Linked DNA regions of Homo sapiens: regions 1, 2 and 3 are each linked to region 4. Evidence: chromatin contacts called from ENCODE Hi-C data. All regions are on one chromosome and are shown on one strand. Each heading gives the region's core, a stretch centred on a gene start or an enhancer-like site at or near the end of the contact. The rest is flanking DNA. Distances are from core to core; before and after follow the strand shown.

Region 1 (5,966 bases), core at 1,607-4,106, 1.6 Mb before region 4:
TTAAACACACATATTGCAAAATTTATTGGCTGTTCAGGAATCACCTTTTGCGAAGTGTCTATTCCAGGTTTTTCTAATTTTTTTTTTGTAAGATTGTCTGCTTCTTCTTCAGTGTTATAATAAAAGTTCTCTATAAATTCTACATGTGAGTCCTTTGTCAGATATATGTATTACAGTTCTCTTTTGCCTTTCTGTGGCTTTCTTGTTCACTCTCTAATGGTATCTTTTTTTTTTTTTTTTTAATTTGAGATGGAGTCTCACTCTGTCACCCAGGCTTGAGTGCAGTGGCGTGATCTTGGTTCACGGCAACCTCCACCTCCTGGATTCAAACAACTCTCCTGCCTCAGCCTCCTGAGTAGCTGGGATGACAGGTGCATGCCACCATGCCTGGCTAATTTTTGTATTTTTAGCAGAGACAGGGTTTCACCATGTTGGCCGGGCTGGTCACGAACTCCTGACCTCAACTGATTCTCCCATGTTGGCCTCCTAAAGCGTTGGGATTACAGGTGTGAGCCACTGTGCCTGGTCTCTAATGGTATCTTTTGATGAATAGATATTCTTAGCATTGATGAAGGCCAATTTCTCATTTTTGTTTTTCTTTTAGTGTATTCTGTAACCTAAGGATCTTGAATTAATCCAAAGCCATTAAGATATAATTTTCTTCTAAAAGCTTCATTATTTACCTTTTATATTTAGATTGCAGTCCATCTGGAATCAATTTTGTGAATGGTGTGAGACTGGGGTCAATATACATTATTTTCCCCTTATGACTTCTCAAATGACCCAGCACTATTTGTGAAGACCATCCTTTCCCTACTGTATCTTTTTTTTTTTGTTTGTTTTTTTTGAGACCAAGTTTTGCTCTGTCGCCCAGGGTGGAGTGCCTTGGCACAATCTCGGCTCACTGCAACCTCCGCCTCCTCCATTCAAACGATTCTCCCGCGTCGGCCTCCTGAGTAGCTGGGACTACAGGCCGAGTGCCACCATGCCCGGCTAATTTTTGTATTTTTCGTACAGGCAGGGAGTTTCGCCATGTTGGCCAGGCTGGTCTCAAACTCCTGATCTCAAGTGATCCGTAGGACTCGGCCTCCCAAAGTGCTGGGATTACAGGCCTGAGCCACCATGCCCAGCCTATCTTCGCCAGTTTTAATGCTAAAAACTATTCCATTCTATGGCACTCCCTTAACTTAACTTAGCCATTTTTCCATCTGGGTATTTGGGTTGTTTTCAGATCTCTGCTATCATCAAACAGGAGGAATACTTTGTATGGACATCAAGTCATTCTTCTGCAATTATTAACCCAGAAGTGAAATTTCTAAGCTAGAAAATATTTGCTTTTTTGGAAAATTAATAAATTATATTCAAAACTCAAATAATGTAAAGAGACCCAGTGAAAAGTCTGCCTCCTATTCTGTCCCCCTGTCCTCCCAGTCCCTCTTCCACCAGGTAACCACACTCAGGAAATCTTGTGTATCTTTCCAGATATCTTGTAATGGATGTACAAGCATTATTTATATTCTTTTCTCCTTTTGTTTACACAGCCAGTGGTACTCTATGCATTCTGTCCTGCATCTTGCCTTTTTCATTTAACAACCTATTTTAGAAATCTTCCCATTGCTGTACATAAAAAGATTTAATACCTCATTTGAAGGAGGCACCACAATGATGGACATCTGTGTTGTTTCCAATAGTTTGCCGTTGAAACAACGTTGCAATGGAATAACTTTGTACATGTCATTTCACATGTGTAAAAGGTGTCTATTGGGGAAATTGCTAGAAGTGGCTTTGCTGAGTCTGAGGGTCTGTGCATTTGTGATTTGATCAACATCGTCAAATTATACTGCCACCAGCAATGTATGAAAGTGCTTGTTTTCCCGTAGCTTGGTCAATGAACTATTAGACCTGAGATCTTTAGCCATCCAATATGTGAAAAACTGTAACTTTAGTTTGCATTTGTTTATTGTATGTGAAGTTGAGCATCCTTTCAGAAGTTTAAGGCCTACTCTGTCCTGTCTGGGTCAGAGTATGCCCTTTTATTTTATTTTTAGTTTTAGTTTTTGAGACAGAGTCTCGCTCTGTCACCCAGGCTGGAGTACGGTGGCGCAATCTCGGCTCACTGTAACCTCTGCCTCCCGGGTTCAAGCGATTCTTCTGCCTCAGCCTCCTGAGTAGCTGGGATTACAGGAGCACGCCACCACGCCCGGCTAATTTTTTTTGTATTTTCAATAGAGACGGGGTTTCACCATGTTGGTCAGGCTGGTCTCGAACTCCTGACCTGATGATCCGCCCGCCTCAGCCTCCCAAAGCGCTGGGATTACAGGCGTGAGCCACCGTGCCCGGCCCTCAGAGTATGCCCTTTTAAAAATCTGTGGGTACACGTAGCCAACTGACATTTTAAGACAAGAGGACCCACAGACCCTCTTTCCACAACGCAGCCCGGGACCTGTCTGTCTGCATCAATAGTGCCTGGCTTTCGGAGCTAGAAAACAGCACCTGCGCGTGGTCGAAGCCTGAACCTCTACTTACAGGTGCGGAGCTTCCGGCTTGCCAGGGGAAGGAGCCCGCCCCTCCCGGCTGCGTGCACCAGCGCAGCTAGTCACGTGACGCCGGGGGCGGGGGCAGATAGGAGGTGCCTGCTGTCATCGTTCCGTGGGCCCTGCTGCGGGCACGCTCTCGGCGCATGCGTTTTTTATGCGGGATTAAGCTTGCTGCTGCGTGACAGCGGAGGGCTAGGAAAAGGCGCAGTGGGGCCCGGAGCTGTCACCCCTGACTCGACGCAGCTTCCGTTCTCCTGGTGACGTCGCCTACAGGAACCGCCCCAGTGGTCAGCTGCCGCGCTGTTGCTAGGCAACAGCGTGCGAGCTCAGATCAGCGTGGGGTGGAGGAGAAGTGGAGTTTGGAAGTTCAGGGGCACAGGGGCACAGGCCCACGACTGCAGCGGGATGGACCAGTACTGCATCCTGGGCCGCATCGGGGAGGGCGCCCACGGCATCGTCTTCAAGGCCAAGCACGTGGAGGTGAGGCTGGACCGCGGCCGGCAGCCTGGCGGGGGTGTGCCCCCGCCACCCTCCGGCTAACGCTCTAAACTGTTTCGGTTCCCTTTTTACATCCAGTACAGTTTTTAAAACCTACTCATATTCTAAACCTACTTTGGGCCGTTGCGCTTCCCTCCGCACAGCTGGCTTGGTCCCCTACCCCAGCGGCTGGGTCCCAGGCTAGTCCTAGACCCCCGAGGAGGGCCTCTGGCCGAGCCGGGGGCGCGTGTCTCTCTCTCAACCACCTTCCCCTCACCCACCTTCATCTCTCTTTCCCAGCCGAGGGTGGGCTGGCAGTGTCTGCCTTCTATCCTGCAGACTGGCGAGATAGTTGCCCTCAAGAAGGTGGCCCTAAGGCGGTTGGAGGACGGCTTCCCTAACCAGGCCCTGCGGGAGATTAAGGCTCTGCAGGAGATGGAGGACAATCAGTATGTGAGTAGGGGAGGGGGGGCATGGTATTCTCACCCTCAGTCGCTCGTTCCCACTTCTTTGTGCCTTCATTTTCCCAGCTACGCCTTCACCAGCTTTCAGGGATTTCCTCCCGCTGTCACTCACACACACTGCTCATTCATCTGCCTCCTTACCCCCTTTTGCCCTTTTTTGTCCACTTGTTCACCTTTATTTACCTATTTCTTTCATTTCTCACACATTCACTCTCATTTGCCTACTTATTTCTTAATGTATTCATTCATTCACCGACTTTTTTTCTCAAAACATGTAGTGATTTATAATGTAACTAGCACCTATTGAGCTCCCGATGTGTTCTGCAGGCATTATATACATTGTCATTTTGAGACCTCTTTACTACTGTACAAGGCAGGTTTCCAGATCTCTGTTTCTCAGGTGAGAGGAGGAGGTTATGTCACCAGCTCTTGGGCCCTCCGTTAGTCAGTAGAGGGTTTGGCCCAGGTTTGATTGAGAGTCCATTCTTCCCTTGGGACCTCCCATAGGCTCTACCCTGTGTTGGGCACTGGTGACACAGAGAAACCAGCTCCAGCCCAGCTCCTGAGGACTTAAGTGTGCTAACAAGAGACAGAGGCAACAGGGCCCACCTAGTGTGGTTCGTGCTGTGATAGGGTACCGGGAGGGGCTGCTGGAACACGAAGAGGGGCATCTTTCACCCCTAGTGTCATTACTCTTTTGGTGCTCTCTCTCACCCATGTCGAAATAGGGAATGTATTTGACTCCCTGGAGAGTTAACAGGGTTGGGTCTCTGTGATCTGGAGATATGCATGATATATTGGATGACAAAAGCATGTTATAAAATTTTGTGTCATCTGGGTTTTGTTTGGAAATATTATATATGTGAATGTGTATTTGTGTGTGCCATATCTGTTGTAAAGTCTGGTAGAATACACTCTAAGATTGACTGTAGGATTTTTCTTTTGTTCTTTTTCTGTTGGATTTTATGTCTTACCTGAATGTGTGCATGTGTTTTGATCTGTTAAATGGTTGTGTACTACCTGAAAAATCCGAAAACAGCAATCAGGCCATTTTGATTTTTTGAGGAAGATAAAAGGGCTTCCAGACAGCCATGTGTGGGATAGGTGGAGAGATCCATAAGGAAGCTGGTGATATGGTCCCTACATCCAGTTGGTCAGCAATTCTGAAGGTTCTAACTTTAAAACATACTCTAGATTTGCTCCTTGCCCAAGTCATCATCACCACTCATCAGAATGACAGTGGCAGCCTCCCCACTGCTCTCCATAGCCACAGTCCGGAGGGCTTTGTCAAAAGTGTAAGTTAAGTCATCGGCTCCCCTGCGTAAAAAGCCCTGGTGGCTTCTCTTCACACTTAGAGCACTATCACCATGTGCCCACCTCCAGCTGGCCTCTCCCTTTTCTCTCATTCAACACAACTTCTTAGGCATCTCTCCAGTGACCAGCACCTATCTAGGGTCCAGGAGCACAGAACAAGGCAGACACATCCTTCCCTTAAACAATCTCATGTACTCACATCCCTCTAGCCTCCTTCTGTGCTGGCGTTAGGGCCTTGCACTTGCTTTTCTTCCTGCTCAGAGCTTTATCCCAGATCCCCACAAACTGGGTCCTCATCTAGCCCCACCCCACCTAAATAAAGAAGTATCCTTTTCTCCACTCACAGAATCACACTATCCTCTTCTAGTTCTGTTGATTTTTTTTCTTTTTTTGATACAGGGTCTCACTCTGTCACCCAGGCTGGAGTGTAGAAGTGCGATTTTGTCTCCCTGTAGTCTCAACCTCCTGGGCTCAGGTGATCCTCCCACCTCAGCTTCCCAAGTAGCTAGGACTACAGGCACGTGTCACCATGCCTGGCTAGTTTTTTGTATTTTTTGTAGAGACAAGGTTTCACCATGTTGCCCAGGCTGGTCTCAAACACCTGGGTTCAAGCCATCCGCCCACCTTGGCCTCTCAAAGTACTGGGATTACGGGCATGAGACGTCATGCCCAGCCCCCTTGTATTTTGGTTCCTGTACTTACAGAATCTGAATATATCCCTTTTATTCATTTATTTGTTAAACTGTTTGTCCTTTGTGCTGTGAGTTCATTAAGAGTCCTGTCTCTCAGCTCACTCTCTGTGTAGCCTGGCTCCTCTGACAGTACTGGCCTCAGTGTTTGTGATGTGTCTGTAGCTGTCCCAGCACTGGGAAAGGTGGGATTCCTGGTGTCCTTTCCTTGGTGCTGGGATTCGGTGGTTCTAGAGGAAACAGGAGGAGACCTGTCCATCTCATGTGTGACCATCCAGATGATTTTCAGGCGGGTAGGCTGGGTGGGCGGACCAGATGGTGCCACTAAATGACCTTTTTTAGACCTTTTAGTGTTCATGGAGAATTAGAGTGGGGGCACACCTTATCTCAGGAGAGCAGAGCAAATCATGAGCATCGAGCTCTCTGATTCTTAGCTCAGGTCCACGTCACCTTCTTTGCTTACTGTCTTTTTGGATACAGGGTCC
Region 2 (5,938 bases), core at 3,278-5,777, 1.6 Mb after region 4:
CTTCCTCCTGTCCCATCTGCCTCCAGCAAAAGAGAATAAGGATGAGCTTAGACCCTCCCCAAAGATGCTTAGGAAGGGAGGAATAACATTCTGAACAGCTCATCTGCACAGCAGCCACAAGCCTTTCACATGGTGCCTAGTCCTGGCCAAAGCTATGCACAGTTCATACCGTTGTTACTAAGAAACCACAACTAATACATTGCCTGGTTATTTTCGGAAGCATAATAGTGTTTTTACATTTTCTTCCCTTTTTTAAGCATATGTTTTTCAGTGGTAATCTCAGCTCTAATAGCATTTAAAATACACTGACTCACATTAATGTTTAAATACCACGTTTTAAGCAGTTTCATCTGCACTTGATACATGAACCATATCTTAATTTCTAGATCCCCAAAGATTTATCAACTCGACATCTGACTTGCAAAACAATAACCCTAGATCAGGCTCTTTTTATTCACATCATGCCCCAGATAGACATGTAGCTTAAAATAGAACAGTAAGCTATTCTAAAAAAAAAAAAGTCTCTGAGACAAAATTTCTAAAAATGATTTTATTTGTGTGTAGGAATGAGGGAACAAAACATACAATATGTATAGTAGTTACTGCTGTAGGAAGCCATTTACTGGCTCTGTGGCAGGGTTAAGCACACTCTTTCTTATAATTCATTAAGGATGCCCTCAGGTTATACTCAGAAAACGTAGACGCTTTAGTGGTAATCACCCCAAATTATCTAAATGAAATACTGTTTCAGCGTTAGTGCTGGAGTCTCAATATGCAACATAATTTTCTTCTCTGAAAGAAAATGTCTACGCTTTTTCTCCTCCATTGCCACATTGTAAGGAGTAGGTTGCCATTTACTGGTAATTCTGCCAGTGATTTTCCTAAACCAAGGGTGGGAAGAAGTTCCTAAATTTTGCTCCATGGATTCCCACTTAGCTTTTGCTGAGATCCCAGAAGAACCTGGGTATATCCTCTCTCCAAAAAGCTCATGGGATGAAATATTTCAAACTAAACCCTTCAAGACCAGAAACTCTAATGTTAGTTGGTAGCCTCCAGTGAAATCTATGTTTAGAGACATCCAGTCCAAGTGCCTCTAAGGAAGGAAAGCACCTGATAAACATGAGAACCGCCAAATGCCATGGTAGGGTGCGGCACACACAGAGCAGCCGCCTAGCCTGGGCCTGGGTGCAGTTGAGATATGGGGATCCCAAAATGTGTGCAAAGCTGTGGGTGAGTTTGGTTTGCGATGTCTCTACCAACATCTTGTCACATTCTGAAGGGGGCCTGGCAGCCCATGTTTATTGTAGAGAACAGTGATTCCCTACACTGTTGTGTAGAGAACACAACAACCAGGGCAAGCAGGATCAGTATTCTCCAGAAACTGTTAGAAATGCCAGCTGTCAGGTGAACACTAGGCCTGCTAAAGCAGAAACTCTAGGGGTAGCCCAGGAATCTGTGTTTTCTCAAGTCCTATAGGAGTTTTTGGCACACAGTCAAGTTTGAGAACCACCCCACAGGATGAATTAAAATCACTGTGGGGTGGTCCCTCTCCCAAGCTTTATTTATAATTGGAGAATGAAAGATCTTTCCTCCCCTGAAGAAACATCAAGGATCAGCTGGCCAAGCAGGAACCAGGACGAGGTTTTTTGAGTTATTTTAAGCCCCAATTTACCACCACTCCTCCCTGTTCATTTCTGGCTTAGAAATGTTCACAGGCACCAACAAAGGGAAAAGAGGAAACATCAGAAATAGATCTGCTCTATCCCAGATGTCAGTGTATGCTGGGCAACTTATTGCTACTGAAACATTCCCTTTCAAGTAAATAGCAATATTAGCAACATTACCCATAATTCTAACAGACCATACAGATAAAGAAAATCCACCTGACCTACTCTCCAGCACAACTAAGACACCACTAAACCTTCTTCACAGCATTCCCATTTAGACACTTTTAAATAGTGTCTATCTATAGGAGACCACACAAAATACAACACTGGCATATTATCCAATACATAAGTTTAAACTTCAGAGCAAATGGTTTTAAATCATTAAATCACTGCTCCAAGGCATTTTTTATGTAACAAGAAATTTATACAAGTTTTCCCTGTAAAATTAATTTTCCATCCTCTAAAAAAAGACAAGTTATCTATTTTGGGTCAATTAGTGCCTAATTTTTAATCTAGCCCTGCTAATTTTTCCACTTAAATAAAAAAAAAGCTATGTATTCACGAAGCTTCTATATACTGCTGATAGCTGTTCTTATTTTGCTTCATAACACTGTTGTTTAAATTTCAAAGAATGAGGATCTGGAAAAGCAGGAACAACACCAAAAGCATACCACTGAAGATTTGGGAATCAAATGTACAGCAGCATAGACCTTTCTGCACAAAATACATGTGTCCAGGTTATCCTATCCCCACTGTGTCTCACCTGCCTTTCTGGAGCAAAAGAAACATCAAGTACTATTTCTTTGTCATATCTTTATTAGTCCCTTGATACTCAAGAACCCAGTTCTGTCTCCCGGGACAACTGTTCTCATGGAAAAGTGGGTAGTGCTGAGTAATCAACATTATTTTGCTCCGTCTTGATTTGTAGTATCAAAGCCTTGTTGCTATTTTTTTAGCCTTAAAACCTAATCATCATAAATCTAGCCACTTCCTTCTTTAGTGGTAATTAGCATTAGTCATAAGCCAAAAATGATCCACATAAGAAGCTAAATAAACACAACCCTTCTTACCTTTCATGCCAAACTTGGAGTGTCTTGCCAACTTAAGCAGAAACAGCATTACCAAAAGGCAAAATCCCACCACAGACGCAATCACCACCACAGCATAGACCTAGAGAAAGGAAGGGAGGGTGGTTATAACCTTGCTAATTAGTTCCCTATAATCATATGGTGATGATGATCATGACGATGATAATGATACAGGCAGTTCATATTTATTGAATGCTTACCACTTGTTCTTATAACAGCCTTATGTACACCAACTCACTTAATCTGCGACAACCCTATAGTGAAGTATGTAAGATCTATTATTATGCCTACTTTACAAATGAGAAAACATAAGTTAAAGCTTATAAAAATGGCTATCCAATTGGCATTTTAAAAATATTACAGCTCTCTCTCCATCCATCTAAAGAGGGAGGAGAGAGAGAAAGAGAGGTGGGCAGAGAAAGGGAGAGAGAGAATATGAAATATGAACAGCAAAATACTGGTGATTTTTCTGTGTGTGTGTGTGTGTGTGACGGAGTCTCACTTTGTTGCTCAGGCTAAAGTGCAATAGCACAATCATGGCTCACTGCAGCTTCGACCTCCTGGGCTCAAGGTATCTTCCCACCTCAGCCTCCTGAGTAGCTAGGACTACAGGTAAACACCACTATACCTGGCTCATTTTTAAGTTTTTTTGCAGAGACAGGGTTTTGCCATATTGCCCAGGCTGGTGTTGAAATCCCGGGCTCAAGGAATTCTTCCACCTACACCTCCCAAAGTTCTGGGAATATAGGCATGAGCCACCGCATCCAGCCCGATAATTCTTGAAGCTGGTGAAGAATACAATGGGGTTCATTTTACTATTCTCTCTACTGAAGTGCATGTTTGAAAATTGTCCATAATAAAAGGCTATTTTTAAGGTTAGCTATTGTTGCTCTTAGAAGTCAGGGTACCCTGGGAACAGTGAGTGGCACTGGAAGGGAGCAGGAGGGCACTTCTGGGGTGAGTTCCACTTGTCAAAGCCCATTGGGTTGTAAATTTATGATATGTGCATTTTCCCATATATATGATATAAGCCTAAAAATGTTTAAGTAAGTTTAAAAATGTAATTGCCAGGTGTGGATTACACAAGTCAAGAGGGTAGATGTAGATATATGTGAATCCTCTCCCATCCCAGAGGTAGAGATGACAGAGGTACACATAGAAATGCGATCACTCTGCTACCATTGCTGCTGACCAAGGCATGATGCTCCTCTAAGTGCATCTTAACATTTTAGAGCAAAGTTGTCAGCGGCACTATGTGTCTCCTTCCAGTCTTACTCAGCCCAAAGTCCTGCTTCCAAAAACAGTTGGCTTCTCTAAACCAGGAGTTGGCAAACTTTTGCTGTAAAGGTCAGATGGTAAATACTTCAGGCTTTGCCAGCCTTGCAGTCTCTGTCGCAACTAAGGATCCAGCTCTGCCGGTGGAGCATGAAAGCAGCCAATGATGATATGTAAACAAATGGGCATAACTGTGTTCCAATAAAACTTTATTTACAATGGCAGCAGCTGGACTTGAACATAGTCGCCAATGCCTGCTCTGAGATTTCTTAGAGAGCCATTCTGGCTTAAGAATCTGCACAACAATTTTTAAGATGGATATTATTATCCCTATCCATAGTAATCATTAATGCTGTTTGTCTAATATTTCTGGTTTTCTCTGTGTTTCTCTTTGTAGGATACATTTCCTGGCTTGCTTGTGGTTAAGTGGTTCATGTGACTAGTTCAGACTTGTGTCACTGCCAGGGTGTAGAACTTCACTTCTTGTCCAAGATCTTAGTCTAAGGCAGTGTTTCTCAACCAGGGACAATAATATTGCCATCCAGGGGACACTTGACAATTTGGGGTTGTCACAACGAGGGGGAAAGTACTACTAGCACCTAGTGGGTAGAGGCCAGGCATTATTAACATCCTACTGTGCCCAAGACAGCCCCCCAAACAAAGGATTATTTATCCCCAAACGCCAATAGTGCCAAGGTTGAGGAACCCTGCTCCACCTGCTCCACAGTGCTCTTTATCTCTGTCATAAAGAAAAAGGCTAACCTTTAAAAATGTGGATGCTTTGTCATCCACAGTCCTGGAACAAGGACAAGGCTGAACAGAGCTCCTAGCCAATACACGAAATGAAGCAAGAAAGAAAACTTTGTTGTTTTAAGTCCCCAAGATGTGGAGGTTTTGTTACTGCAGCATAGCTTATTCTGACTGATATACCCATCTCATAGTGAGAAGCATTATAGGGTAGAGATTAAGACCATGGGTTTTTCCTGAGTATAAAATCTAGATTTCTCACTCTGCTGCATGACTTCAGAATTACTTAACCTCTCTGCATCTCATAATCTTCATGTGTAAGATGGAGAATATAATTATTCTACTTTGTAGGTTATTGTAAATCCTCAATGAGTTAATGCAGGTAATGGGTTTGGAACAGTATCTACTACAATATATAATAAATTAATGTTAGCTGTGATGATGATGATGAAAAAACTAAGATTTACAAAAAAATTAAGTAAGCTGCTCACAGTCACACCTTCTGAGCTTGGAAATGGAACCAAGTCTGCCCAAGTATAAATCCTGTGATTTATCCACTACACTGTCTCTGCAAAGCATGTGGTTGAGAATGAAGGCAGGAAAATAAAAACATATGGCTAATTCTCCCAGGACACCATCTTTCATGTCAGATGAGAAGAGCATTAAATAAATCACAGAGCACAAAAAGAAGACATACAAAGCTCTTGGCCAGTGTGGAGCAAAAGTAATGATCATTCTCTTCTCTGGTACTTTAACTGTGAGTATATCTCCCCAAAAACGCTTCTGCAAATGTTTGAGTATAGACTTTTTTTTTTTTGAGACGGAGTTTCGCTCCTGTTGCCTAGGCTGGAGTGCAATGGTGCGATCTTGGCTCACCACAACCTCCGCCTCCTAGGTTCAAGTGATTCTCCTGCCTCAGCCTCCCTAGTAGCTGGGATTATAGGCATGTGCCACCACACCTGGCTAATTTTGTATTTTTAGTAGAGACGGGGTTTCTCCATGTTGGTCAAGCTGGTCTCGAACTCCCAACCTCAGGTGATCCGCCTGCCTCAGCCTAAGTCCTGGGATTACAGGCATGAGCCACCATGCCCAGCCAATACAGATCTAACTCCGTCTCTGCAGCCTATATACAAACAGAATGGTAGCAACTCCTACAAAGCT
Region 3 (6,380 bases), core at 3,747-6,246, 1.3 Mb before region 4:
AGTTAATCATGTTTATTGTGGACAACTTGCTTGAAACATAAATGAACTATAAATGTAAGAAAGGCACGAAGGTCTTTTTGCTGTAGGTTTTCTCTTCCTCCTGGTGCCATCCCCATCATTTTTGTGTAGAAGTCGCAAAGCTTCCTCTGTTCCCTGTTGCCAAAACTAAAAGAGTCAGTTTGGTTTTTTGGTTCACCCGAGAAAAATCTAAGGGGCCTGTTTTATTTACAATGGGAAGAAATGTGAAAATTATCTGAACTCTTTTCACTTTCCCACACCATTCCTAATTTGAGTAATAATCGGCATCTCAATAACCCTGAGAGTTGAGGTGTAATGATTTTCTAGGTTTTGGACTGGGTTGTCCTGCTATGTGGGGTGACAACAGTAAAACCACAACAAGTAAAAAGAAATCCTTTTGAATTAAAGATCAAAAAAACTAATGCAACGAGCAACAGTTTATTTATAAAAAAAGAAAAAAACAAACAACTTTTTAACGACATTTTATAGATTAAGTAAAAATACCAGTATTAATATATATGTATATACATAGTGCATATATATATATACATATGATATAACATTAACATTACATGCTTCTCAGGACAGAAGAATTAGGACATGTTCCCTCCTATCAATTTAAAACTCGATCACAATTTAAAATCATGGAAGAAAACTTGCTTCCTTTATTTTCTGCTTTTAGACTTCAAGTACAGGAAGTTATGAAACCAGGATCTAAATGTGGAAACCATCTGCTATGCACCAATTATAAGGGACTGCCACAAATGATGAGTCAGGGGTCTTCTGAATTCTTACATAGGTCTCTGTAACCCTACAACTGTGTCAACCTTCTACCTGAGATGAGAGGGAATGATGAAGCATGACAGTGTGTAGGTTTCATGTGGACGTTCACATTGACATTGGAACAAAAGCAAACGGAAAAATGTCTTCCTAGAGCAACAACACTGATCATAAAATCACCCTGGAGGAGGATTCCCTTCTCCCCTTTCCTTGCCAAACAAAACAGAAAAACTGTCAGAAAACAATACAAAACAAAACTCAGGGTGAAGCACCTCTGGCGATGATCAGCATACAGCAAGGGACAGAGAGGTAGCGTTTCCTTGGTGACAGCTCCTGGCTGACTCCGATGATTTCAAACACACCCTCTTCTGCAAAAGGCACTCACATATTGTCTGTTTATAAATCATACAGTGGGATTCCATACATGGGAGTTTCTCCTACAAATATAAAAGAGATAAGCTGAGGAAATGGTATAACAAAGAAAAGCGTATAAGAAATACACATTTTGGATAAATATGCACTTTTCTTTTTTAAAGGACAATCAATATAGTAGTTAAAAAAAATGTCATTGAAAAGTTAGGAATTCCAGCAAAATTATCAGTAAGAAGCAAGGTACTGGAGGATGAGAGATGGAGTCCAAAACACTGAGAGGAGGTACACTAGCTTTTCAAGCGGCCAAAGTAAAAGATCTGTTCTGCTCTTAAACTGCAATGACCATCCACAGACAACGGAATGAGACGGGGAGGGAGGTAGCGGCAGAGAAACAGGTCAAGCCGGAGGGAGGAGTGGCATCCCCCTGGCTGTGGGTGCAGGAAGAAACACCCTCAGCATCTCCAAAGGGAAGGATGGGCTACATCACCCCCTTGCTTCTGCAGTCCAAACAGACCCTGCCCAAGCCAGAGGCTGCCCTCACCGGGATACAACAGAGCTAATGGAATTGTAAGAGGTGCCGCTGTTGCAGCTCGAGGCATAGGCCTCCTGGCCATTGCCATCCAGGTTGATTTTGAACACAGAGGATGCCTTCAGCAAAAAGTCTGCGGCATCCCGGCGACCCAGCTCCCTCAGTTTGGACATGAGGGTGCCCACTGTGCTCTCAGGGTAGGTGGTCCATTCCCGCAGCAGGGCGTGGAGGGGGCTGGGGAGGAAATCCTTGGGAGCCCCGTTACTGGTGTTGTACTTTGCCACGAGGTCAGGGAGGCCTAAGTTCATGGCGAGAAGGCACCAGTCCTTCCCCAGGGGGTCGGGCGGGTCCAGCAGGCGACTCAGTTTCCTCCGAGTGAGGAGGTTCAGGTCTGATGCATGGATGTCCATGCCGAGGCTGGCCTGTGAGTAGACGTCGTGACACCCGAAGCACATGATGCTGCTGAAGCTTTCCTTGTACCCCCCCATGGTGTTGGTCAGTGAGGTTTCCTTCAGAGTCTGTGCCCGGAAGAAGTCCCGTGGCTGGTAGATCATGACGGGCTCATGGTGCTCCCGCAGCTGCTGGGGGCTCAGGTAATGCTTCACGGTCAGGAGCCCTGGCAGCGTGGTGGCCATGACGTTCTCAATGGTGCTGCACACCGAGTCCAGCAGCAGGCAGCACTTGATCTTCTCCGTCTCCAGGCCGCGGACCTGGACCTCAATGCCCTGGCCGTGGTTGACCAGCAGCACCAGCAGCTCGGCCCCACGGTTGGCCAGCTTGCAGCCATTCACCCACAGGCGGATGTCCGCGTCGCCCTCTGTGCTTTGCTGGTGGATCCACCGGCACAGGTTCACCTGGACCTTGTGAAAGATGCCACATGGGAAGGGGGTGAGGTGTTCCACGGGCACGATGCGCACGCCACCATACACCATCACCTCGTCCTCCTCATCAGCCCAGGAGCGGTGCAGGTTGTCTGTCTTGATCAGGGCTGGGACGTCCACCATGGTCCCGCTGCTCAGGTCCCGGGCGCAGATGTCCATGGCATCGAGGATCTGCAGCAGCTCCTCCACGTCGCTGTCGGGCACCAGGCGCTGGATGTCCTCCACGGTGTAGCGGCCCCGGTAGTGGTGCAGCGCCCGTGGGGTCTCCACGGACAGCAACTTCCCCAGGACGTTTGTGCAGAGCCAGCGGGGGTCCAGGAGCAGCACGTCCTGAACTGTTTCACTTTGCATGATGTTGATCTGCGGGGGGACAACAGAAAGTCACGCTTAGGGACAGAGCCCTGGCCAGGTGCACCAGCCACTTAGAGCACTAAAGGGCCTGATGCCGGCAACAGAGGCTGAGCAGATGCTCTAAGGAGTGACCCAAGGCCATTCCACGTGGATGCGTCTCAAAAACCAAACACCGAGTGGAGAAAAGCAGCTTGAAAATGTCAGAATAGAGATTCTGAAAAACAACTCCCCTGAAGTCTTCAAAAAGGCCAGCGAAATGAAAGAAGAAAAAAAAATGGGAGATGGCAACCAAATGCAATGAGTGATTTTAGACTGGATTCTGAATCCCAAAATAAGTACATAAATAAAAATAGCTTTAAAAGAAATTATTGGGACCAGTGGCAAACCCTTGTATGAGGATGATATATTCAATCATAGTACTATATTAATGTTATGTTTCTGGAATCATCAATTATATTGGGTTATGTGGGAAAATATCCTTCTCCTTAGGAGATATAGGCTAAATTATTTAGGGAAGAAATGTCATCATGTCTGCAAAATAAATAAGTAAATAAATAGAAAGGAAAGGAATCGAGCAAATGTAGCAAAATGTCAACAACTGATCAGCTTAAATGTAGTAGGCTGGGCACCGTGACTCATGCCTGTAATCCCAGCACTTTGGGAGGCCGAGGCGGGTGGATCACTTGAGGTCAGGAGTTTGAGACCAGCCTGGCCAACATGGTAAAACCCTGTCTCTTCTAAAAATACAAAATTTAGTTGGGTGTGATGGCTTGTGTCTGTAGGCTGAGGCAGAATCACTTGAACCCAGGAGGCGGAGGCTGCAGTGAGCCGAGATTGTGCCACTGCACTCCAGCCTTGGCAACAGAGTGAGACTCTATCTCAAAAAAAAAAAAAAAAAAATTAATTAATTAATTAAAAAAATAAATAAATGTAGCCTATATGAGAGTTCATGGTACTATCCTTGCAACTTCTCTAAAGGCTTGAGAACATTTTCAAAAAAGAGTCAGAACATTCTATTATTATACCATTATGTGAATGTTTAACACACACACATAGAAAAGGCCTGAAAGGATATGCTGCCATGATAATAGTTGGCCTCCGAGAAGGGGAGAGAGGAGTGAGACCAGAGATGATGGCCCAAGGGGACTTTAGCTTTTTGGTTGTGTTTATTTCTTAAAAAAATAAAAAGAAAGGAAAAAAAAGTGACAAAAAACAGAAGGAACTTTCCCTTTATGGAAGAGTTCTGCTTCCTTTCTTGGAGAGTGGCCATCGCCCTGGACTCCCTCACTTGGAGGCTCTGACCCCACCGGTGACCACACAGTAATTTCCTGCCCACAGTCTGGCTTAAACCTGAAAGATGCCCCCTGTCTAAGAGTCTATTCAGAATTGAACCTAGGTTGAAAATTCCTGGAGGGCAGAGCCAATATTGATCTAGTTCCTGATACAGCATTTGCTGGAATACCATTTGCAGTTTGGTCCTAAACACTGCTCATCGCCTCAGGCTCAGGAAAGACGAAACTGTCCCATAGTGGAGGAGAACAGGGAGCTAAGACAGTCAGCTAAACGTAGTGTGGGACCCTGGGCCAGAAAACAGAGTCAGAAGGGCCACTGGGGAGTTCTGAAGATCTGCAAATTAGATACGGAAGGCAGGTCTGGAGGAGGCCCGGGGCCAATCAAAGTCGGGCCACACAATGTAGTTCCTGCTGCCTAATTACCCTCCTTCTTTACATCTTCATTTACTTACTAAACTCTCAAGGGCAAGCAGGGATGTAATGACAAATAAAGGAGACTATATGATATGATCTAGAAAGTTGCTGGTCTACTACTAGAAAGCAAGGGACTCCTGTGCCAAAGGAGTTTAGAATTAGAATTGACACATTTTTTACATCCAGCAGTATCTTGTCATCTAAGATGTGGTCCTTCACCTGTGTTCTTCCTTGGATTCAATCACTTTAAAGTATTCCTGGATGAGTTGGCAGATTCTCTGGCCATTTAACTGGGAGTTTAAAGGCTGATGAAATTACTGCCCGGCGACTCCAGTTTTCAAGGTCACTGGCTTGTGGATTCAGGTTTAGTTTCAAGAAATTTGTATGACTCATACAAACTGGCTATAGGGCCAGACCTGGCACCTGAGATTGGGGAGGTAAGCATCTGGCTTTTAATAATCTCAGAGCTGCTTTTAGTTGCAATATTCAGAACCGCTCTTCTTGGCCCACACTAGTTCATGTAGGCTCCCAATTTCACATGGTGGAGAAACACGAAGGCACTGCCCCCGTTCCTGGGACAGGCATATGATGCCATTAGAACAGGGTTTCCAAACCGCGCCCTGGTGCTCAATGTCACAGAACCAGAGCAAAGCCTCCCATTCTCAATCATTTCTGCTGGGCATTGCTTGCTAGAGTTTTTTAATGTGCATCTTTAATTATGATTACTCTGTGTATCTGTGCACCAGAGTTCTCTGTCTTTGTATCTCCAGACATTGCCTCCACAAGGACACCTCACTGCCTTTTCTCAACTGTTTTCCCACCCAGGAGATCTGTGTGGAGCTGATGACTCCACGCTGATACAAAGAAGCCATCCTGAAGGCTGCCAGGAGTAGCAGATTAAGTTCCTGGTGCCCAGGGGGAGTGAAGAGAGACCCAGTCACCCAGGGCAGTGGGCACTGCACTCCCAAACTAACAGACTCTGGAAATAAAAGCAAAACACGACAAGACAAAATGACAGCTCCTAAGGTGAGCCGAGAACTGCAGTTCAGAGCGTCACTTGAGGCTGTGTTTGTCACACGTGTGGAAATGTTGTAGGTTAGCTGGACCATTTCCACACTGCTTCCCCAGGCTCACACCACTTCCAAGAGCTGGAATTTGGGACAGGCTGAGTCCCTGGCACCTCTCACGGCCCCCTGCCTGGGCTCCCAGGGGCTCACCTCGCCTGTGCTGTGGAGCTGCTGAGCAATGCGCCTGAGGTCCTCCTCGCTGGCCAGGGGGTTCAGCTGGTCCTGCACGTCGTACACAAACTGCTGCAGCGACATCAGCTGGTTGGGTCCATTGAGCTTCCTCCAGGAAGGCAGCGTGGAGATGATTTTCTCACACAGGTGAGTCATGGGAGGACAGACCTAGAGGGGGCAGGGCCAGACAGGTTAACTCACCTGCAGCTGTGGGTGCCCTGAGCAGAGCCACAGTGGAAAGGACACCTTTCATTCAGGCGCCTTGCAGGTGATTTGATGAACGAGTGGGTTTTTTTGTTGTTGTTGACGTTTTTTTTTCTTTTTTTAGACTGGGTCTCGCTATTGCCCAGGCTGGTCTCAAACCCTTGGGCTCAAGTAATCCTCTTGTCTCAGTCTCCTGAGTAGCTCCGACTACAAGTACACACCACTGTGTCTGGCTAGTTTGTGTTTTTTGGGTTGAGTACTGGGGCAGTTGTCTTTTAGACTTGCTTTTAAGCCTCATCTA
Region 4 (6,475 bases), core at 2,744-5,243:
ACCCATACTTCTGACTGACTGGTTTCTGAGGTTCCCGTGTCCCCAGTGGCCCAGAGAACTCAGGGAAACACGCTTACTGGTTTATTATAAATGATATTATAAGGTATACAGATGAACAGCCAGATGAAGAGGTACATAGGGCAAGGGCACAGAGCTTCCATGCCCTGTCTAGGTGAGCCAACGTTCAGCACCTACATGTGTTCAACTATAGGGAATCTCATCAAATCTTTTTGTTCAAGACTACTTAGAGAGCTTGATCTCCGGCCCCCTCCTCCCCTTCACAGAGGTCAGTTGGTGAAGCTCAAAGTTCTAACCCTCTAATCCTCCAATCACTTGGTCTTTCTGGTGATTAGCCCCATGCTGAGGCTATGTAGGGCCCCCATCCTAAATCATCTCATTAGCATAAACTCAGGAGTTTAGGGGCTCACTATAAACACGGAAAGACACTTCTATCACTCAGGAAATTTCAAGGATTTTAAGAGCTCTATGACAGAAACTGGGGACAAAGGCCAAATATATTTTATATTATACCACTGGGGTAAGAGGAATAAGGGCTGAGATCGGGAGGTAAAGGGAAAGGCCCTGAGTCATTGAAGGATTTTGGTTTTTACTCCCAGAGAAATTGGGAGCCAGTGAAAGGTTTTGAGGGGTAACTCAGTCTGATTTTTAATATGCATTTTCTGGCTATTGTGTCAAGAGTAGATTGGAGGACAAGGTGGAAGCAAGTGATAGTGGTGAGCATTTGGCTGGAAGCAGAGAAAGTAGTGATAAGTTACTGGACTCCAGACAGATTTGAAGGACAAACCAACATAACTTGCTAACAATGTGGATAAAAACCGCTGGCATTTAAGCATTAGAGCTCTAAAAACCGAAAACCAAACCAAACCAAACAAAATAAAACACTGGGGAAAGAATTTGGCTGATAAAGCTATGAATATAATTCCTGTATTTCTGACTCCATGGCTGTATAGAAAAAAAGCACTGGGTTTGTTCAAAGTTGACTTGTCAAGATGTATTACAATGTTAATTTCAAGATAGAATTACAAGAATGTCAAGATGTATTACATGTGTTACAATGTAAACTTCAAGATGTATTACATGTATTACAATGTGAATTTCAAGATAGAATTACAAAAATGCCAAGATGTATTACATGTACTACAATGTTAATTTCTAGATAGAATTACAAGAATGTCAAGACATATTATGTATTAAATGTTAATTTCGAGATAGAATCACAAGATTTCAAGTTGTATTACAATGTTAAGCTCAAGATAGAAAATATATTGTAACATATGGAGCAGTATTAAGGTCCTCTGAACATTGCTTAACAGTATATGGCAGCCTTTGCCCTCACATTTCTGCTCCAGGTTGTTGGAAATATGTCAAGACCGTGAAGCAATCACCATAAAGATTCTGAGAAACTCATTAATCCTTCCAGTGACATCCAAAGAAAACTCAAATCAAAATTTCCAACCAGATTGTAAGAATTCCTAGGACCAATTTAAATATCCATTACAGCATAATATGGACAGAAAAAGGTATATTCTGCTGTCAATATATTTTGATTAGTACTGCATCTTATTTGAGAGAGCCTGATTTGTCCTCAAAATGAATCTTAAAAGCAACCATTAGAATAAAAGAAGTTGGGCTTTGGGAAAGACGTTGAAGAAAACGCAAATTCAAAACGTTTTATTTTTTAAATTTATTTTTGAGAGAGACAGGGTATTGCCCTGTTGCCTAGGCTGGAGTGTGGTGGCACCATCATAGCTCACTGCAGCCTCCAACTCCTGGGCTTAAGGTATCCTCCTACCTCAGTCTCCAGGGTTGCTGGGACTACAAGCAGGAGCCAAAGTGCCTGGCAAAAGTATTTTAAATCGGGCCAGGCCTGGTGGCTTACGCCTGTAATCCTAGCACTTTGGGAGGCCAAGGCCGGTGGATCACTTGAGGTCAGGAGTTCCAGACCAGCCTGGCCAACATGGTGAAACCCCGTCTCTACTAAAAATACAAAACTTAACCAGGCATAGTGGTGCCTGTCTGCAATCCCAGCTACTTGGGAGGCTGGGGCAGGAGAATCACTTGAACCTGGGAGGCAGAGGATGCAGTAAGCCAAGATCGCACCACTACACTCCAGCCTGGGCAACACAGTAAGACTCTGTCTCAAAAAAAAAAAATTAAATCCTTAGAAAGATGTATCCTCTGCTGCTGCTCTAGAACTCTAGGTGGAGGCAAAGGTTGCAGCCAGCGGAGATCATGCCACTGCACTCCAGCCTGGGCAACAGAGTGGCACTCCATCTCAAAAAAAAAAAAAAAATCCTTAAAAGTATGTATCCTCTGCTGCTACTCTAGAACTCTAGGTGGAGGCAGATTTCTAAACCAGTTCTTTTGCACAGGAATTACTGGTTTGGGTGGGGCGTGGTGACGCTGCTGTCTCAGAATTAATGTAATCATGCATCTCCACACTCCCTTTTGGACTATATTTTCAAGGCCACTGTCTGCCTGTTGAAGAGACTATCAGTTTGATCCTCACGTATTTTCACAATCAAAATATCTAAGTAAGGAATTATATAAAAGTTGTAGGAATGTGTTTTATATCACTTTTAGTATAGCCACATGGTTAATAACAGCCTCATATTCAGGGTCTGGATTGCAGCAGTGCCATTTACTTCACTGCAAGTGCTAAATGTCCTCATCTTTAAAAGTGGGATAATGATATAGTCTTCATGAAGCTGTGAGGATTAAAGAAGTTAAGGCTGGGTATGGTGGACCACCCCTGTAATCCCAACACTTTGGGAGGCCAAGTTGGGCGGATGGCTTGAGGTCAGGAATTGGAGAGCAGCCTGGGCAACATAGGAGACCCCTGTCTCTACAAAAATATAAAACAAAGGAGTTAATATTTGTAAAGCCTTCAAAACAGTTATTGGCATAGCCAGAACTTTGTGTGTTATTATTTTAAGACCATTGCTCCACAGGACCTGACAGCTTTCAATTTACATGCTTTAAAAAAGCAGAGAAATGAAAACTGTCGATTTTCCCAACGCTCCCTAATTTCACTAGTTGCTTGATGTTTTTCAAAGCATTTAGAACACTGTAAACAGCAAGGAAGGTCATACAGTAAAGAAAGAAAAAGCAACCCCGAGTTCGAGGTGTGCACTCTTCAACTCAAAAATTCGAATGTAACGCTCTCTGGTCATCCCTTGCCATTACACATATTCTTCGAAATGAACTGATTTTTTTTTTTTCCAAGTAAAAGTAATCCTTACACAACCTAAGAAAAAAGCAGAGCATTTTCCTTGACCACTTTGAGATCTGGGTGAGCAGTGGATGTTTAAATGCTGGCATTTCTACAAGGTCGGCAATTAAGAATTCACGAAAACATTAATCACTACGAATTATCAGAAAAACACCAAGAGCGCTACGAGGCCTCGGAGCCTTTACTCCCCCTGGAAGTAACCGGGGAGCACCCAGGGGCAAAGCCGAGGCCCCAAGCGCGGGGAATGCGGCTTTGCCCGACCGCTGGCTCCGCGTCCCTCTCCGGGTGCATAAGTCTTGGCTCCCGCGCCTCTCCCGAGCACTTAGCCTCCCGAGCAGAGAGGGGAACCAGAGGAGCGTCGAAGCCGGGAGAGAAAAGGGGCGGGCGCCGCTCTGGTAAGAAGTTCGGGCCTGGCCCCCAAGCGCCGGCGAACCGGCTATCCGGCGAGCCAGTAATTAGCCCGCTCCGACGGTTGCGCCCGGTGGCCAGACCCGGCGCCCGACACCTGGAGCGAGTGCGCTGGGGCGCCGGACAGGAGAGGCCAGGCTGGCAAAGGCGCGGGAGGCGGGGTCGGAGCGTGGGCGGGGCACCGCGGGGCGGGGCGCGTCGCTCGTTTCCGGTGTGCGCGGCGGAGCGCTAGGGCGGGGGCACAGTCGGCTCCCAATCGCGCACAATGAGACAGCGCTGAGCGCCGGAAGTGGGGCCGAAGGAAAACACGGAGAGGGAGCCCGGCCGGGACAGGAAGAGGCTGGGGACCGCGGCGAAGGTGGTGAGTGCTCTTGGGCGCCTTCTCCCAACGTCCCTGCCAGACTCGCCTCCGGGCTGATTCTCCAGTTGGTTTCCTGGACTCCAGAGTAGCTGTCCGGCCTGGCCCCGGAGGTACGTTGGTTCCATCCCCCGCCGGCCTCCTCGCACCAGTTTGGGTGACCGAGGAACCCCCAGGCCGGCAGAGGCTGAGCCCTCGGGTTCGAGTCCGTGTTTTCACTTTTTGTCAGACTGCGGGCGCAGAAGACGGGATTTGGGTCAAGACATTCGGCTCTGGCCCCCTGGCCGGCCGGGGGAACCCTGGAACCCCATGGAGACAGCAGGTCACTTCCTGCTTCCTGGTCCCCACGGTGGCTTCTTGGCCAGGAGTGCAGGGACGCCTCCTCTTTCTCCACGTCGGGCTCAAAAGGGTGGAAACTAAGGCAGATCGGTGGTGGAGCGGTCAGATGGGGATTGAAGAGGAGTGTCATTCCTCAGGGAATTGCTGTTCCTGACAAAACCAAACTTGTTTGGGGTTGGAGAACGGGGATTGAGGAGGTTAGATGGAGTTGTCCCTTGATCGGAAACCCAGCCTCTTTAATTACAGCTGCACCTTGGTCGGAAGCCCAGCCCCTCCGTAACCTAAGCGCTCAAAGCCGGTCTGTCCAGAATAGGGGTGGTGAAGGGACGGAAAATTGGAGTTGAGAAATGTAGTACTCCTTTCACGTAAAGTTTCGGTGTATAACACTTACAAGTAATTGCCAACTTAAAAAACAAAAGACTGTTTCGGTAGTTTAGTAATAATATTGGCTTGGGATGAGGTTTTCTTTGAAGAGAAACGCCTTGTTACAGAGGGAAAAGCCGACCATACTTGATATGAGTAATATTCTACTATGCTACAGTTCTGGAACCTATAGAGCTTCTCTTATTCACACATTTAATCTTCATGCTAAATAGTAAGTATTAATTTTCATGAAGAATATTAGAGGACCAAGCCTCCCAACCTCTAGGGTAAAGCACTGATTATTAAGAATGTGATAGAATTTTTATTTTAAAAAAATAGGGAGTTTCTTTCTTACAGGCTTTGGGGCATCTGTACGATAAATTGTTATTTTGTATACTTGTATGATATCTTGTTATATAGTTTGATATTTCCCCAAAATACCTTCTTTCAGGTGCAAAGTAAGAAAATTGAAGTCAAAGACCATGGGAGATACAGCAAAACCTTATTTCGTGAAGCGCACTAAAGACCGGGGGACTATGGATGATGATGACTTCAGAAGGGGTCACCCCCAACAAGATTATTTAATAATAGATGACCATGCTAAAGGCCATGGCAGTAAAATGGAAAAGGGCCTTCAAAAAAAGAAGATAACACCAGGGAACTATGGGAATACCCCCAGAAAAGGACCATGTGCTGTTTCCAGCAATCCATATGCATTTAAAAACCCAATCTACAGTCAACCCGCTTGGATGAATGACAGCCACAAAGATCAGAGTAAGAGATGGCTGTCTGATGAACATACTGGTAATTCAGACAACTGGAGAGAATTCAAACCTGGACCTAGAATTCCTGTTATAAACCGACAAAGAAAAGACTCCTTTCAAGAAAATGAAGATGGTTATAGGTGGCAAGACACAAGAGGCTGCAGAACTGTAAGACGACTGTTTCATAAAGACCTAACAAGCCTAGAAACCACGTCAGAAATGGAAGCAGGAAGTCCTGGTAATGTTTTCCAACTTGTCAGATCACAACCCCAGAGTCAGCAATGTTTTATTCTTTTTCATCCAAATGAGTTTTGTTATTTTCAGCAATTTAGTTTCAGTTTTTCACAGTTTCTGTTTTAAGAAATGGTCACTTAGTGTGATTATTTTAAGGATAGTAATCATGATATTTGAGCAGCTAAAACACATTTCATATGTTGATCCCTTTAAAAGTTTACTTTGCCCCAGGGCTCACTTTACGTCAGTAAACATGTTTTCTGTAACGTGTTTTTTACAGAAGAGGGTAGCTATATGCTCCAGGGGACCATATCGTAATTGCTCAGTGGTTTGTGTGTTTTCAAAATTGTGATTATAATTTTGTATTTGAATAATTAATGTGTTCATAATATAAATGACAGAATATAAAGCTTTTTTTAAAAAAAAAACTTATTTGTTGATGTAAAAACACAGTATACACTGCGTATATCTCCTGCCACAAGAGATATATCTTTTGGATGTAGTGTCAGTGTCCCGAGATGGATAATCTGAGATCTTTGTTTTTCAAAAGGGATCGTGACAAACAGGTTGAGAAACAAGTTTAGAAAGTCAGAAATAGATTCAAGCTTTGCTGTTTGGTTTCAGTAAGACCAAAACTAATTTCTCGGTGCCCTCACATGCTTGGTTAATTGCCCCAAAGGGATAATAAGGAGATAATATGTTTTTCTAAAAGTAAAAAGTAGATTTTATCCATGTGGCAACGATTTCTGCAAACAG

What was found. Hi-C counts contacts between places; a loop is a spot of excess contacts on that map. Pooled maps may share reads with other maps.
Region 1: a map of CD8-positive, alpha-beta T cell shows a loop between it and region 4 (20-fold over the local background). The contact joins the promoter of CDK20 here to the promoter of TUT7 in region 4. A Hi-C loop is called at or near these places in 2 of 168 maps with a recorded cell type or tissue (CD8-positive, alpha-beta T cell and naive thymus-derived CD4-positive, alpha-beta T cell) and 9 of 50 pooled maps.
Region 2: a loop to region 4 is called in a pooled map, with 5 times the contacts of the local background. The contact joins the enhancer-like site here to the promoter of TUT7 in region 4. A Hi-C loop is called at or near these places in 2 of 37 single-sample maps with no recorded cell type and 6 of 50 pooled maps.
Region 3: a pooled map shows a loop between it and region 4 (3-fold over the local background). The contact joins the enhancer-like site here to the promoter of TUT7 in region 4. A Hi-C loop is called at or near these places in 6 of 50 pooled maps.

Annotation. Positions count from the first base shown.
Region 1 is chr9:87,971,423-87,977,388 of GRCh38, reverse strand. CDK20 (cyclin dependent kinase 20) reads left to right here and starts at 2,856. Exons shown (of 8, transcript NM_001039803.3): 1 at 2,856-3,017; 2 at 3,354-3,467. The coding sequence starts at 2,943. It overlaps LOC105376131 (a long non-coding RNA gene), which reads right to left and starts at 2,754. Exons shown (of 3, transcript XR_930088.2): 1 at 2,527-2,754.
Region 2 is chr9:84,748,885-84,754,822 of GRCh38, reverse strand. NTRK2 (neurotrophic receptor tyrosine kinase 2) reads right to left here. Exons shown (of 19, transcript NM_006180.6): 12 at 2,738-2,837. Among named protein-coding and RNA genes, the nearest start is that of NTRK2, 82 kb to the right of the region's middle. Within about 2 kb of position 4,527, at least 2 of the 41 ENCODE cell types and tissues checked have a DNase peak (open chromatin) inside an H3K27ac peak, as active enhancers do.
Region 3 is chr9:87,702,692-87,709,071 of GRCh38, reverse strand. DAPK1 (death associated protein kinase 1) reads right to left here. Exons shown (of 26, transcript NM_004938.4): 25 at 5,855-6,043; 26 at 438-2,940. The coding sequence ends at 1,708. Among named protein-coding and RNA genes, the nearest start is that of CTSL, 20 kb to the left of the region's middle. RefSeq lists an enhancer at 5,335-6,380. Within about 2 kb of position 4,996, at least 2 of the 41 ENCODE cell types and tissues checked have a DNase peak (open chromatin) inside an H3K27ac peak, as active enhancers do.
Region 4 is chr9:86,351,928-86,358,402 of GRCh38, reverse strand. TUT7 (terminal uridylyl transferase 7) reads left to right here and starts at 3,993. Exons shown (of 27, transcript NM_024617.4): 1 at 3,993-4,132; 2 at 5,173-5,723. The coding sequence starts at 5,204. RefSeq lists a silencer at 3,735-3,914 and an enhancer at 3,935-4,144.